Linked DNA regions of Homo sapiens: region 2 is linked to region 1. A link is an interaction called in ENCODE POLR2A ChIA-PET data of the cell type or tissue named here. Cell type or tissue: MCF 10A. All regions are shown on one strand.

Region 1 (2,500 bases):
CATGCCACCAGCCAAACTTCTTCATTCTTTAGGTTCTCAGACTACAATCACCAAACAACGAGATGAGTCCCACACCAGCCAAAGGAAAAATGAGGGCTGATAAGTGAAGGAAGACAGACTGAAACTACAGGACGCACCTGACTATACGTCACCTGATAAAATAGTGGATGTCAACAACAATGACCCTGAGTCATCTCTCATTTCTGTGTCTTCTGGTTATGACATCTGAGAAATATAACCATAAGAAATGATTAAAATAAAATACATTTACCTATTTAAAGAGGTAACCACTGCTTATCTGATGCATAGGGGGTCAGTGCAGAGAAGTGGCCTTGAGTAAGAAGAGCCGGGCTAAGGGAGCTTGGGCAAGTGCTCAGCCAATGGGAAAGCTGGTCCAGAGGGGTAAGGGGGACCCGGACTAAGGAACTGCCTGAGAAAACAGGAAGCAGCAGAAATATAAAACTCTGCAGAGGAGAAAAGGTGAGACATGCTGACAGATGAGATGTGAGAGCAAAGGAAAGAGGGGACTAGAACACATTTGGGGTGCCAGAAGGAGTGGGGCTCCACGAGTGAGAAGGAAGATGGGAAGTGGAGTTGAAGTGTTGGGGGAGGGGAGAATAGAATCTGTTTTCAACATGTTGAATTATGAGCACTAACGGGATATCTACGTTGAAATGTCCAGTGTTCAGCTATTCATACTGAAACTCTGAGGCAAGAAATTGCTTAATTTACTGAAGTGTCAGGAGCTAATGGTCTTTCCTAACCAGCACCCAGTTCCTACTTGCTAGGTTGAATTGTGAATGACGATCACCCACTTTGAAAAGGGAATGGAAATCAATAGGATGGGCTGGGCCTGCATGGGATTAACTGGAAGGGGAAGAGAGCAAGGTGACCCTGAACTAGTTCATGGGTAAGGCCAAAGACAGAGGGACACAGCCAAAAGACCAGAAGGCCAGAATGAGAAATAGCAAATGGGAAAAAGATCTAAATCAAAGGTTCATGCCCCAAAGGGACTAAGAGAATGGTGCTGCTGACGGTAAGAGCACAGGCCAGCTAGAAGGGCTTGGTTTGGGGCAGATTTTGTTTTAGGCATTAGTAACAACAAAGAGGAAATGTTCTATATGCAACAAGAAAAAAGCCAGGTTAGGGAATGGGCGCAAGGTCATGGGTGGAGATGTGGACCTGAAGGCTGTCATCAACACCTCGGTGGAAATGGAGTCCCCGTGGGTAAAGCTGTTTCCCAGGAGAAATGCTGTAGAAAGTAGAGCAGATGGCAAATCAAGTAATCCTCGGGGGCAGAGACATTGTCAAATAGTATGAGGAGGACAATATGAGTCACAGGGAAACATCAAGGATGAAATGATGATAAACACAATTAAGGGATTGATCCAGGAGAATGAAAACAGAGAAAGAGTGGCAGAGCCTGGCTGGGAATGAGCCAATAGCCCTCTTTTCCCACAGGGTCAGGAGCAGGGAAAGAAGGGTGCTCTCCTGGGAAGAGAACCAAATGCACCATGTCACGCCTCCTGCTCTTCCAAGAAATGTGGTTCTCTTAAGAACGTTCAAAATCTTTTATGTCATCTGCCTTGAATCTGCAAATGCTACCATAGGCTGTGTTTCTTTGATTGAGAAAACATCCTTTTCCTAACATTTGCAAATTCTCCACACATCTATCTACTTATTGACTCATTATTTGTCAGAGTTACATGTTCAGACTTAATTCTCTTTCTGCAAGCTGCTAACTTGGCCCCAAATAACTCCTTTTGGTAACTCTGCTATACTGCTTTGAATGAAGCCATCAACCACTGTGGGTGAGCCAGCCTTGCCCTGCAGTGGGTGAGTACAGACAACCCATAATTGTTTATCTACAGGACATGGTGTCAAGAGCTCATAAGCAATCTGAAAATTCCCAATCCAATCCAGTGCTGAAGCAAACACTGATAAGACACAAACGCTTTTTCAGCTTCTTTCTCCAGGAAACTGATGGGATCAATGAAAAGAAAATAAAACAATTCAAAGAATCCTTTTTGAAACAAGAGTGGCATTGGCTAATTTTTTTTTTTTTTTTTTTTTTTTGAGACAGGGTCTCACTGTCACCCAGGCTGGAGTAGAGTGGTGCAATCATAGCTCATTGTAGGCTCAACTTTCTGGGCTCAAGAGATCCTCCCACCTCAGTCTCCCAAGTAGCTGGGATTACAGGTGTGCGCCATCATGCCTGCCTAATTTATTTTTATTTTTTTATAGAGACGGGGTCTCCCTATGTTGTCCAGGCTGGTCTCGAACTCCTGGGCTCAAGCGATCCTCCTGCCTCACACTCTCAAGGTGCTGGGATTACAGGTGTGAGCCACTGTGCCTGGCTGGGTTAAGAACCTTATTTAGAAAAACACAAAACACCACTTTCTAAACATAGCATATGAATCTGCCAGGGTTGGGGTACCAAAGCACCACTGACTGGGCAGCCTAAACAGCAGACGCTGTCTCACAGTTCAAGAAGCTGGAG
Region 2 (2,500 bases), 1.4 Mb before region 1:
TACCACAAGGCAGGCTAAATAGCCTATTTGTCAAACTTATGTCAGGAAAGCTATTAAGCCAGTTAGAGAACAGTTCAAAAAATGTTATATTATCCATTACATGGATGATATTCTGTGTGCAGCTGAAACTAGGGAAGAATTGATGTTGTGCTACAAACAGAAAAGGCTGTAAATGCCGCAGGGTTAATTATAGCCCCTGATAAAATCTAAACTTCTACTCCCTTTCAATATCTAGGAATGAAGGTAGAGCAAAGTGCTATTAAGCCTCAAAAGGTTCAAATTTGAAGAGATAATTTAGAAACCTTACATGATCTCCAAAGATTATTAGGAGACATTAATTGGATTCATCCAACTTTAGGCATTCCTACCTATGCTATGTCTCGCCTCTTTTCTACTTATGAGATGATTCTAACCTTAACAGTAAATGCTCCCTGCCCAAAGAAGCATTGGAGGAATGTCAATTAATTGAGGACAAAATTCAGCAAGCACAAGTAGAACAGGTTAATCCAATACAGCCATTACAGTTTAGTTTTTCCTACTAAGCATTCGCCTATAGGAGTTATAGTTTAACAGGATGATCTGGTTGAGTGGCTTTTTCTACCTCACAATACAACCAAAATGCGCACTCTGTACTTAGATCAAATTGCTGTGCCAGTAGGATAAGTGAGGCTGCGCACAACAAAGTTAACGGGATATGATCCAAATCAGATTACAGTTCCATTACCAAACAAATTCAACAAGCCTATATTAATTCCCAAGAATGGCAAGTTAATTTGGCCAGTTTTGTTGGCTTTCTTGATAATCATTATCCTAAGTCTAAAATCAAGCCACGCAAAATATTGAATGTGCCTTAATTCGAAATGTGACTGATGAACAACTTAATCTTTTATTTCATGCTTTACAGCAAGCGGTACAACAAAGGCATTCACCTTTCTATATCACTCATATGAGAGCACATACTAACCTCCCTGGCCCTTTAACTAAACTTAATCAAACGGTGGATGCATTGGTGTCTGTGGTCTTTGCTGATGCACAAACATTTCATTCTTTTTTTTTTTTTTTGAGACAGAGTCTCGCTCTGTCACCCAGGCTGGAGTGCAGTGGCGTGATCTCAGCTCACTGCAAGCTCCACCTCCTGGGTTCACACCATTCTCCTGCCTCAGCCTCTGGAGTAGCCAGGACTACAGGCGCCCACCACCACCCCCAACTAATTTGTTTTTTGTATTTTTAGTAGAGACGGGGTTTCACCTTGTTAGCCAGGATGGTCTCAATCTCCTGACCTCGTGATCCACCCACCTCAGCCTCCCAAAGTGCTGGGATTACAGGCATGAGCCACCACACCCGGCCACATTTCATTCTTTAACCCATCTTAATGCCGCAGGCCTTAGAAATAGATATGGTCTAACATGGAAACAAGCTAAAGAAATTGTGTAACACTGTTCTGCCTGCCAAGTCCTGCATCTGCCACATTAAGGAACAGGAGTTAACCCTAGAGGTTTATCTCCAAATTCCATCTGGCAGATGGATGTAACACATATTCCTGCTTTTGGAAAATTGTCCTTTGTTCATGTTTCAGTAGCTACCTGTTCACATTTTATTTGGGCCATATGTCAAACAGGGGAAGCTGCAGCTCATGTTAAAAGACATCTTTTAACTTGCTTTTCAGCTATGGGAATCCCAGAAAAAATAAAAACTGATAATGGCCCAGGATACTGTAGTAAAGCCATGGCTACATTTTTTCAACAGTGGAATATTACCCACACTACGGGTATTCCATATAACTTACAAGGACCAGCAATAGTGGAAAGAGCTAATCATACTTTAAAAACTCAAATACAAAAGCAAAAGGGAGGGGACTAGGAATATAAGACACCACATATGCAATTGCATTTAGCTTTATTAACATTAGATTTTTAAAATTTTCAAGAAGATCAACCCATGACTGCAGCTGAACAACACCTGACAGGATAAAAGGAAAATAAAAAGGCTGGACAAGATATATGGTGGAGGGATGCACATACAAAGAGCTGGGAAAAAGGAATGATAATTTTATGGGGAAGAGGATTTGCTTGTGTCTCTCCACGTGACAATCAGGTGCCTGTGTGGGTGCCCACCAAACATCTGAAGATCTATCATGAACCACAGCATCTAGTGGACACACCTATACAGTGCAAATGGAAGGTTTAAGGATTGCTTTTAAGCCTCAATTTGCTTTCTCTGTGCCTTCTGTTAGAAGAGTCCTGCTTCTCATTATCAATGGTAAGTTTTGCCCTGCAGTAATTAACCAAAGAGGCAGAAGCTGAGTTACAAATGCTTCAGCAATGGCACGCCTCCTGGGTACAGCCACAAAAGTTTTTGCTTCTGTTTCAGTAGATTTACTAACGTGGGGGTGAGGGTATGCTTGTGTTTTGCAGGTGATGAACAAACCATGTAGGTGCCCTCAAGATGTGTACGACCATGAAACAGGAGACTGGAAGGGCCCATGGATCCCAACCATGGA

What was found. ChIA-PET counts read pairs that join two places held together with the same protein. Peaks named below come from ENCODE experiments on the same cell type or tissue, not always from the same donor. Only the 100,000 strongest peaks of a DNase experiment are listed, where the experiment ranks them.
Region 2: POLR2A ChIA-PET joins it to region 1 with 7 read pairs; 1 of 35 experiments calls an interaction of 5 or more read pairs at or near these places.

Annotation. Positions count from the first base shown.
Region 1 is chr7:139,725,884-139,728,383 of GRCh38, forward strand. The region is part of intron 1 of HIPK2 (homeodomain interacting protein kinase 2); the gene reads right to left. Among named protein-coding and RNA genes, the nearest start is that of HIPK2, 51 kb to the right of the region's middle. In MCF 10A, no CTCF peak of the experiment used is centred here; a DNase peak (open chromatin) is centred at 1,548.
Region 2 is chr7:138,342,590-138,345,089 of GRCh38, forward strand. No RefSeq gene overlaps it. Among named protein-coding and RNA genes, the nearest start is that of TRIM24, 120 kb to the right of the region's middle. In MCF 10A, no CTCF peak of the experiment used is centred here; a DNase peak (open chromatin) is centred at 1,412.